Regions from separate parts of the Homo sapiens genome. Here region 2 is linked to region 1. A link is a contact called in ENCODE Hi-C or POLR2A ChIA-PET data. All regions are on one chromosome and are shown on one strand. The core of a region is the stretch at or near the end of the contact, and the rest is flanking DNA. Distances in the headings are between cores, read along the strand shown.

Evidence for each region. Hi-C counts contacts between places; a loop is a spot of excess contacts on that map. ChIA-PET counts read pairs that join two places held with the same protein, here RNA polymerase II (POLR2A). Pooled maps may share reads with other maps.
Region 2: POLR2A ChIA-PET joins it to region 1 with 12 read pairs in AG04450. The contact joins two enhancer-like sites. A Hi-C loop is called at or near these places in 2 of 168 maps with a recorded cell type or tissue (IMR-90 and heart left ventricle) and 1 of 50 pooled maps. POLR2A ChIA-PET finds 5 or more read pairs at or near these places in 4 of 52 experiments (AG04449, AG04450, OCI-LY7 and 1 more).

The regions. Positions count from the first base shown.
Region 1 is chr12:106,025,843-106,031,882 of GRCh38, reverse strand. No RefSeq gene overlaps it. Among named protein-coding and RNA genes, the nearest start is that of NUAK1, 110 kb to the left of the region's middle. Within about 2 kb of position 1,367, at least 7 of the 41 ENCODE cell types and tissues checked have a DNase peak (open chromatin) inside an H3K27ac peak, as active enhancers do.
Region 2 is chr12:105,979,518-105,984,822 of GRCh38, reverse strand. No RefSeq gene overlaps it. Among named protein-coding and RNA genes, the nearest start is that of NUAK1, 160 kb to the left of the region's middle. Within about 2 kb of position 2,567, at least 3 of the 41 ENCODE cell types and tissues checked have a DNase peak (open chromatin) inside an H3K27ac peak, as active enhancers do.

The DNA of each region.
Region 1 (6,040 bases), core at 118-2,617:
GAGGGAAAGTGGTAAAGTCTTTCAGAAACATAACCCATACAATGGCTCCAGAACCCTTGAGATCCAGATCAGATTGACTTGAAACCTCATTCCATCCCCTCAGCAGTTCGACTCTCTTCTCCAGGTTTCTTTTTTTTTGAGATGGCATCTCGCTCTGTCACCCATGCTGGAGTGCAGTGGTGCGATCCCAGCTCACTGCAACCTCCACCTCCAGGGTTCAAGTGATTCTCCTGCCTCAGCCTCCCAAGTATCTGGGACTACAGGTGCATGCCATCTGCCCAGCTAATTTTTGTGTTTTTTTAGTAGAGCTGGGATTTTACCATGTTGGCCAGGTTGGTCTCGAACTCGTGACCTCAGGTGATCCACCCGCCTTGGCCTCCCAAAGTGCTGGGATTATAGGCATGAGCAACTGCGCCTGACCTCTTCTCTAGATTTCTGAGTATTCTTGACATTCTCAGGGTCCTTTTCTGCTTGAGACTAACCTATCTGCACTACGTCAACCCAGACCTGACTTTCAGCCCCTTCTTTGATTTTGATGCATCCCCCTCCTATCCCCATGCCAAATATTTGAGAGGAAATATGGAATGATGGTGAACAGTGAGGACTCTGAAGTCACACTGCCTGGGCCTGTCACTTACTACTAGCTTTGGGACCTTGGGCAACTTACCAAACTGGTCTGTGCCTCAGTTTCCTCATCTGGGGAATTGGAATAATAATTGAGTTATTGTAAGAATTAGATGGATTAATTTGTGGAAAATCCTAGAACAGTTCCTAGCACATAATAGCCCTTTTAAAAGGGTTAGTCAGTATTTGTAGGTATATCGGATTTCATGAAAATTTGGAGTCGACAGAGAGAAATCAGACTGTGTACACTGCTGTAAACAATTCAAAATATGCAGTTAGCCATTCCTGGTGTTAAATGTCTGTTCAGCTTCCGGCAAGGAAAGTTCTGATTAGCCTCCTACTGTATATGGTACTGATCTCCCCTATGTCCCCCTTTTTTCTTCTCCCTTCTTTGGCTGGGCGTCTCCAGAGTGGGGGTCCCAGCTGGCTGGAGCAGGGTATGGGGTTTTATCATCCAAATCCCTGACTGCTATTTTACAATGAGTTTTTATCATTCCAGATTTACGACTTTTCATGCGTTTATGCCAGTGGCATTTCAGGCTAAAATAGCTGTTGTTATCTATTTCAGAGGAAGTGGGAGATGGGAGCTTGCATACGTCGTCTGTGAGTAATCGACTGCGGCTTTGAGTCAGTAATTCCTGCTCCCCTTTCTGCAGGGTCTAGGCTGGGGGCTGTAGTGCAGCTGATCTGAGGTTTATTCTGGGGTGTTGCCTAAGCCCAGTGTAAGCACCACTCCTCTTAGCAAAAAATAAAAGGACCTGGAGTGGTGAACATGGGAGGAACTGGCACTGGTCTTAGAGCAGAAAAGACACAGGTCTCATGCTAGCTCTGCTACTTACCAGCCCTGTGATCTTGGGCCGTTTACTTCACTTCTCTGGGTTTCAGTTTCCTGACATGCAAAACGCTATAGCAACCTTACAAGGCTTTTACTACACTGTAGTTCAGTAGAATAGTGTATTTAAAAGGCAATAGTGCATTTTAAAAACCTGGTATACAGTGGGTGCTCAATAAGCAGTAGTTTTAACTTACTTTATTCATTGCTCATACAATGTTTATGAGGTAGGTGTTCTTGCCTTATTTTGATAGGCAAATTGCTGCAGGTTAGGAAGCTAATAAACACTTGAGCCGGGCTGGCAGCTGAACAGTCTAATTCCAAATGTTATGGTTTTGCCTTTTATATATCACACAAAGAAATCCATGAATACATTCTCTTTGTCAAAACTCAACAATTCATAAGCATATAGAGTGAAAAGTTAAATTCATCCCTCATCTATTGACTCCATTCTCCTCCTTAAATATAATCACCATTAACAGTTCATTATGAGTATAGTTCATTTTCTATGAAGCTTCATAATTTTTAAACACTTTTAAAAAAGGAATGGGATCTATATCTATCATCTCTCTCTCTCTCTTTCTCTCTTTCTCTGTTTGTCTACATATCTATCTATCTACCTATCTAATCTATCTATCTACCTATCTATTTAACCAGTTTTGTGACTCATTTTTGACATGTAGCTCTATGTCGTGGAGACTTTTTCATACCAGTACATGTAACTTTGCATCATTCTTTGTAACCACTATTTAAGAGTCTGTAAAATGATTGTATGATAAATTATGTAATCAAGTTTAATTATTATAATCAGGTGTTAATGTAATCAGGTATTAATGATTTATCTATTGAAAAATGTTTGGATTGTGTACAGTGTTTTACTTTTTAACTTCACTTGCTGGTTTTAATTTGACAGGACTTGATTCTGATGTAGTTCACATCTGTCAATCTTTCTTGTTACAGCTACTGCATTTTGTGTCTTGCTTAGGAAGGTCTTCTCCCTGTCTCAAGGTTGTAAAAACATTCTCCTATGCTTTCTTCTAGAATGCTAAAAATCACACCGTAATGCTAGAAGTGAAACCCAAAACATACTTTGTCACTTAAAGTGTGGGGTCAGTGTTATCGAGCTGTTGAAGATGAGAACTAATTGCCAGCCACTGGTCATGTTGTGTCTGAATTCATTTGTTATGGAGCATACTTCGTAGTTTTGGTTTCTATGTTGAACTCTAGTGCATCTGGGATTTATTGTTTTGAATGGTGTGGAGTAGGATCTAATTTTATTTTTTCTTTTGTAAGAGGGCAGTCTTGTCAATACCATGTATTGGATAGTCTTTCCTTTCTCTTCTAATTTAAATGGTCACCATTATTATTATTATGGGTCTATTTCTGAAATCTCCTCTTCCATTTATATATATATCCATTTTGATATATGTATATATATAGGCTTAGTTATATTAATCATTTATTCTGTTCCATTGTTCTATACAGAAGCCAATACTATATTGGCAAAAAGTAAGTGTTCAAATAATGCTAAATATTTTTGACTGAATTAATGTAGTGAATTAAATAGATGCCTTACTTCATGATTCTCGTATTTCTTTGATTATGCTCCTAAATCTGATCTGTTAATATTTATTTGGAATTTTCATTAGTTTGGTGAAGATGGACTATGGTTTCTGAAATCTTACCTGCGAATATTTATTTGGAATTTTGCATTAGTTTGATAAAGATGGACTATAGTTTTCTAAATCTGACCTGTTAATATTTATTTGGAGTTCTGCATTAGTTTGGTGAAGATGGACTATGGTTTTCTAAATCTGACCTGTCAATATTTATTTTGAATTTTGCATTAGTTTGGTGAAGATGGACTACGGTTTTCTAAATCTTATCTGTTAATATTTATTTGGAATTTTGCATTAGTTTGGTAAAGATGGACTGTAGTTTTCTAAATGTAACCTGTCAATATTTATTTGGAATTTTGCATTGGTTTGGTGAAGTTGGACTATAGTTTTCTAATCTGACCTGTCAATATTTATTTGGAGTTTTGCATTGGTTTGGTAACAGTGAACTATTTTGCATTGGTTTGGTGAAGCTGGACTATGGTTTTTTTATTTGCGTGCTCTCCTTGTCTGGCTTTGGTATCAGTGAACGAGTCCCATAGTCTTTCACCAGATCACAACTCCTGTTTATTGAATTTCTACATATGTTAGTGACAGATTTTATTTCGGCTGTTGTGACAGTACTATAGCTCTGGAGCATCCGTGAGAGAATATAACTAAAGAAAAATTCAGATCTTGATCTTGGATGAGATTGCTGGAATCTGGGGGGTGTTGCAGACTGGATGGCTCGGCTCAATGGAGGAATCCAGGCATCAGTTCTAGGAGTATTGTGAACTTGCCTAAGGAGGGTGGCAGGGTATTGACTCCACCGTGTGTGTGTGTATGTGTGTGTGTGTCTTCATGCTATGTGTATGCATGAATATTTGCATATGCGTTTGTGTTAAGCCTGTATGCTTGAATGTACAGCATACACATGCAGGTATAACATGTGAATACGTGAATGAGTCTACATGCCTGTGAGTAGATGTATGTGTGTATGAATACATGTGTGTTGGGGTGGCTTGCTTGTGTGTGTATTGATGAAATTCCTGCCTCATTCCAGGGCTGGGCAAGATAATGCAGGGACTGCTTTGGCCTTCATGGATTTTGGGAGTGGGTGGATCAGATGGTCAAGGTGAGACACAACTGGGAAAAGCCAAAGCAGGGGAAGTAAGGCCCAGGGCTTCCAATATGGCTTTGCAAAAGTGATTTAATTTCTCTCAACCTCAGTCTCCTCACATAAAACATGGGAGAGACTCACCCCTGCCCTGTCCCCTCATGCCCTCGTGCTCAGTGTGAGACTCAGATGAGTTGACGTCTGTGAAAGCCCCTCACAGGTCAAAGCGGAAGGAAATGCCATCAAGGTCTGTTTTTTTTTTTTCCCAGATGTGCTGTCACTAACAAGGCTGGGGCAGTGACATGGTGACCCTAGTGCTGGGCTGTCAAACAAACACGTAGGAATGTGCATTACCCCAGGAGCCGGTACCCTCAGTGGCATGTCACAGGGCTTGGATACATCAAATGCAAGCCAACTTCACTTCTCTTTGTCTGTGGATATCAGTGCTTACTCTTCCTTCCCAACCCTCCCCTTGACACACAGATGAGCCAAGGCAGACAAGCTGCATCTCTCTCTGGAGCAAATGCTGGACATGCAGAACCAGCTTTGGAAGCTGCCTGTCAGGGCAACAGGAAAACTTCAACAACTCCCTCTTGCTGAACCTGCCCTGCACTGTCTGCTCACTTTCCCTTAGATAACTGTATTTGTCAGTTTAAAGGTGCCTGGGCTAGACTTCAGCAAAGTGGCCCCAACTGTGGTTCTCCTGCCCTAAACACTATGGCATGGTCATTGTGCTCTGCAGGGGTCTGCAGGAGTGAGGTCACCCATGCTGTCTGGCAGCTGAGGGTCAGGCAGCCAGAAGATGAGGGCAGCAAGGAAGACCTGCCACATGTGAGTGTGGGGTAACGTGGGAGAGTGCTGCCTTGCAGTGGCCCACCTGAACAAATGGTACCAAAACATCCAGTCAGATCATATTTTATGGGGAGTGTATTAGCACTCTTTCTGATATAAATGACGGAAAAGCAAAACAAAACACCCATACCAAATTAACTTAAGGAAAAGGCAAAATTTATTGGCTTAAGTATCTGGGAAGTCAAAATGTAAGTTTCAGGCATAGCTGGATCCAGGCATCAACCATCTTCAGAGTATACTCTCTCTCTCTCTCTCCATCTCTTTGCTCTTTTCCCCTCTGCATTTGGCTGCATTCCCTCCTCCTACAGACAGGTTAACTCTCTGTGATGGAGGAAGATGGCCACTAGAAGTTCTGACTTCACATCTTCCCAAGACCCCCTCAAACAGATAAACTTCCCAGACTGCTTTAGCAGAAAAGTCTCAATGAAGACTAATTTGCCTGACTTGGGTCATATGTCTATTGTGGTCCAATCACTGTGGCTGGAGAGACAAAATCTGACTGGCCATTGTGGATCACTGGCTCACCCCTGTAGCTGGAGTAGGGGGATTAACAGTTCCATGATAGCACTTGGAGTGGGGGATCCATGCATCCCCAAATGGAAGGGATGCTGGACAATCAAAATTTTCTTTCCTACAGAAAGAACAAATGCTGGTTCAATTGAAAGACTATGGGTTCCTTGATTTAAGCTACTTCCTGAGTAGCAACATTTTCCTACGTAGGCAACATTTTCCATTGCTTTGAAACCATCTGATAGTAAAAGGAATAACATGGGGTTATGGTCCTTACTGTTTATTAAGAGTATGGTGATTTCCCCCCAACATCTTACATTTCTAAGGCTGCTTGCAGTGTCATCACTGGAAGTTATTTATGCATGTCTATCTCTTTCTTGAAGTCTCGAGAACCCAGACTGGAAAGACGAGCCTAAAGATTCCGTGGATGTTACCTTCCTTCTGCTCTGATCATATTTGGGAAGAGGAAGTTCAATGTTTGGAGAAAATGCCTGAGAGGATCATTGATAT
Region 2 (5,305 bases), core at 1,318-3,817, 48 kb after region 1:
ACAACAAACCGCATGTATGATGATTGTCCCATAAGATTATAATACCGTATTTTTGCAGTACCTTTTCTATGTTTAAATATGTTTAGATACACAAATACTTCTCATTGTGTACAATTGCCTACAGCATTTGGTACCGTCACATGCTATACAGATTAGCAGCCTGGGAGCAATAGGCTAGACCATACAGCCTAGGTATGTAGTAGGCTCTACCATCTAGGTTTGTGTAAGTGCACTCTATCATATATGCATGGCGATGAGTGTGCCAAACGCCCCATTTCTCAGAATGTATCCCCATCATTAAACAACACGACAGTATACTCAGCCAGGCAAGCTACTGATGCAGCGAGAGGCTTGCAGGAACCGAGACTTAACCGTGAGAACCACAGATTCACACACACCATCTCATACTCACTATAGCATCTGCCCTGTGAGTGGGATGGAAGTTCAGGTCACTCAGTCCATGCCCATTATATTGTTCTCTTTCAGTCTGTTTTGTTTTCTGTCTCTCTCAGCACATGGAGCAGAATTCTCTTGTCAAATATAGGCATGATGTGATTGCACCTCTATCCCTGTTTGAGCCCTGACCATCAAAGTAACTTCGAGCAACTTGCATTCTGCAATGGTTGAAGAATGTAGTGTGTGGACGTCTGAGAGGAGGATAAGTGGGGCATCAAATCAAGCCCAGATGTCAGTCTCCCCAACTCCAGCTGTTGGTTGGGACAGAACTCAGAGGAAGAGCCCTCAGTGGGGGTTCCTAGGAGCTGAACAACCCTACTGCTGGCTACCCGCTGGGCGTGGCTGCACTTGTGTCAGCCCCAGTGTAAGAGCATCTGCAGAGGCAGCTGAAGCCCAGCAAGGTCTTTTGTCCCCCACTCCCTCAAAGTCATCCTAGGACACAGGTGTGCATCCCTCACAGCTGACCGACTGAAGATGAATCAGCTTCCCTGAAAGACGTGCCCCACAGGAGTGTGTCAGCTGAAACTCATCTGAAGGAGCCTGATTCCCTCCCTGACCACAGCTAATGAAAATGTTTGGCTCGCCTGGAGAAGAATCTGTGTTATTCTTTAAAGGAACAATGCTAACCACAGATGTACAGCATCTGGCATGTGGCAGATGTTTCCCTGAGTGAGAGGAACAGCAACTGGACCAGCCAGTTCATGAGATACCTTTGGGTCTAGGCATGTATTTTCCTGATTTCAGCTCTGGATTTTGCTTCTCAAAAGTTCAGGGGAAGTCCAAATGCCTCTTCCTATCACATGATATTTTCATAATATGCTCCCTGGCCTCTTATCTTCTATGATTCTCAATGTATATGCTTGAGAAAAAGACCCATACCCTTGTCCCTAGGTCCTTGCTCTTGCTGTTCTCCATGTTTGTTCCGCCATTTCTCTTTTTTATGAGTCAATTTGTTAGGGCTCTTTCCACCGCAAATGAAAGAAACCCAATTTGGACTGGCTTTAAGCAAAAAGCAAAACCGCAAAAAGCAATCCCCAAGCTACAGTTATTGAGTAAAATGTAACTTAAAAATCCAGGACCATTTGACATCAAAGTCAGGTATTGCTGGATTCAGGGATTCCAGTGATTTTTCTAGGACCTGGTTTTGTCCATTTCTCCATGTCTAGACTATGTTTTCTTCCTTATTGGCTTCAGTTTCAGGCAGGCACTGGATGATCTGTCCCTGGCTGCTTCAGGCTACCAGGTTAGCAACTTTATAGAAAGAGATTGCTTCTTTTGCAATAGTCCTGGGGATGGGACTGATTAGGCCATCTTGGGACACAAACATGTTCATCCATGAGCTAATCACAGTAGTCAAGGGGATGAGATTCCCATGATTTTCCATGCCTGGGTTCCCTGCTCATTCTTAGGGCCATGCAATGGGGTCTTTCCCCAAAGGGTATCAGGATCCTATTATGAGAATGAGGGTGAATGGATGTGGCACAAGAAGAATCAACAGATATAATTCATAGTCTGCTTCTCAAGGTCAAGTTCATCTTAGGCCTTTCTGTAACTCTGACCTTCCCATGGAGGTTTTCCTGGTGACCTCAGTCCATGTCCCCTTCTCTGTTCACTGTAGCACTTCATTGATGAATGTAGGATTGTACATACCTCCTCTGCCTTGCTGGTTGTGTCTGGAGGGACTTCCTGGGCAGTAGAGGACATGGAGTGGGATGTGGTTAGAATATGAAAGGCAAAAGTCACCTTGTATTTCCTTTCTTCATTTGAAACACAGTGAAATAAAATGGAAACAAGAAAGCTTTGAATTGGGAAAAAAAATTCAACAGTTAACAGGCAGTTTAGGGTAGGGAAGAAATGGGTCTTGGTAGCAAGGACTGGTGGGTGATACCGCATGTGTATGACTGCTTCTCCACCTCAGGCTCCCCAGTAGCTGCCTCCGCCTTCAGGTAGAATGCCAAGGTTTGCATACTTTGGGGCCAGCTGGGTGCTTATTTCGTCTGTGCAAATCATTGAGCGTTTGGTGGCCAGTGCTTTCTGCCTTATATTTCTCTCACACAACACTGTGTGGCTGGCACTTTGCTGAGTGCCTAATAATTACTCAACAAGTTTTTGTTGAGGGAAATCGTGTTGTGCCTGCCAGCACTCAAGCCGGCAGTCAAGAGGTCTGGGTTGTAATCAAGCCTCTTGACCTTGACCAGGCTAAGTAGCTGTGCAGAAAAGCACTGAGCAGGATACCAGCTATTTTTATCTAGTGTTTCTAGATCACAATAGTTACATTCCGGTTCACTTGCAGTGACCCTGTGACATAACCCAAATGCTGCAGGGTAAGGCTGTCGAGGTCAAATCTAAAGCAAAAATTGGGTATAATCGAAATGTCCCTGGAACCTCCTATAAATCATCCATAAAGTAGAGTTTAAAAAGTTTTCGGATTACAGCCAAATGCAGTAATACTTGTAAATTATGTGGGATGGATATAGTAACACATTGCATATTATTTAGTGAGAGCATATATTCTACAGTGCAATATTGAAGTATACCTTTATGGGTTCAGTACAAGATTCTCACAAACAGGAAGTTAGAGAAGAGCAACTCCGCATATCTGGCTTTGGTATTACTCTGGGGCACAGATGCCTGGAGTGGATTATCAAGCAACATCTTCAGTACTAATTAAATCATTATTTTAAATTGTTATTTTTCTTTCTCTCTCTTTGCTTTTTACTGAATGCAAATGAATGGATTTATGTAAATTAACTGTGCAATGAATTTTCCCTAGTCTTATTCAATTAAAAATGTTGATTATAGATTCAGAAGGTGCCAGGCACTGGGCTGGGTGTGGGGACTTCAGCAATGAATAGAATGGGCGTGGTTTCTGGCCTAACGGAACTTAATAGTCTTTTCAAATTGTTTTACAAATGAAGAAACTGAAGTTCGATAGAGGTAACTGCCAAATATTACACAGCCATTGAAGAGCAGGGCTGGAATTTGAATCCAGATCTTCTGACTTTAACTCTGAACTTTTCCCAGCTACTCTCTGCTGGCTTCCATGGTAAGTCAAGTCACTTCCAAAGTCAAGGCCAGAGGCCTGGAGTTCATTACTAAAGAAAAAGGCCGCTGGGACTGGCCATTTGCCTTGGCACTGGGATTTGGAATTGAGTTCATATTTGCTGTTGAATCGTTCCCTTCAGTAATGGGATAGCTTGGAATGGAATGGTAACGAGAGCCCTGTTTGCTCCAGAGGGCCCACTCCCTGTCCTGCCCACCAGCCATAGTGGTTGACCACCCTCTTTAAGCCCTCTATTGATTACAAAGAGTCAATTTCTTTCTGATGCAAATGGCTGAGCTCAGGGCAGTTAGAGCTGAGCCATGGCCCCTCAAATTACTGCCTTCCGGACTAAATATGTCAGGCAGCCTTCCCGAGGGTCCTTGTCATGGACAAAGAGACTGGTTCCGGGCTTGCATCTCCCTGCTTTGGTATCTGATGTGTGTACATTCCTTCCTCATGTGTACCCGCAAGTGGCCCAAGAACCAGGGTGCCCCCCTCTCCAAAGAGCCCCAGCTCTCTGTGAGCCTCTCAGGCCCCATCCTTGGAGGAGGAGGCTGCCAGCAAGACCCATCCAGAGCTTGCGGTTTGCCCTGGCCCTCAATGTGCTGACCCAGCCCACCACAGGGTGGTGGCGCCAGGCCTGGGCTCCTCCTCAACTGGGCAGAGCCATCTGGATGAGTTAAAGAATCATCTTCATCTTGAAAACAGTGGCAACTCCTGTCCTGTGACCCTGAGCCAGGGCAGATTTTGCATCGTCTGCTCTGTTTCATTAAGGACAAGTTTTCAGGGAGCAGATGCTTGAGTTAGAATTGATTCCTTTCTATTGCTCCTGTCAGAAAGACAGAAATAAAACATTTAATCTAAGGAAAGTTGGCTTCTCACACAGACTTGTGGATTTGCCCTTTGGAGAAATGTCACTAATGGCATTTTAATCATGCTTTATGTGCCTGGAGACCAGTAATGAGAAGAACTTCTTATTTACCAAAGCAACTGCTAGCCCCTTAATGATGGGCTAAGTATCAGCTACTGGCAGGATATGTAGTGGGGAAGTGCTGTGTAATTACCAGGCAAATTCATCATTATTTCTGTCTTATAAACCAGAATATGTGTTAAATAATACTTTAGGGCCACTGAAGGTAATTATGGAGCCCCATCTCTGTAAGAACATGTAATTATCTTACGGTTGCCCTGTGTTTACTGAGCAAATCTATGCAATTATTATCTAAAGCCCAAATCCTGCCCTCAGAGCCACAAAAGTGCACCCAAGGGCAGGTCTGCCGCATGTGCACCGGGTCACAAAGGACTGGGGCCTCCACTTCCCAAATTTCAGCTTTGCCTTCATCCCTGGACTCAAAAAGCCACAAGTGAGGCTTTGTGAAATGGGTTGTTTCTGTTTTTGCATCTCCCTGCCCCAATCCATCTCAGCCCCTGCACTGGCCTCCCAGTTTTGCGTGCTTAATAGATCCATGGGTCCCCACCACTTGGCATGCTGAGACCTCAGCATCTGGTGACAGTGGGTTCAGCTCAACAGTTCAAGCCTTTTTTAAGGCTCACCTTGTGTCAGGAATGGGGCTGGGCTCTGAAGACAAGGAACTGAACAGGACATGGCCCCTGCTTTAGAGCGCCCAGGTGGGAGGGGTGGACAGGTGTAAGGCATGGTAGGTTTGGCATGGCAGAGACTGCATAGGGTCAAAGTCAAGAGCATGGCCTCTAGAGCCAGATTGCCTGGGCTTCAGATTCACTTATGCAAAATGGGGTTATCAAAGGGCTTTCATCATAGACCATTTTGTGTTACGTTCAGCCAGT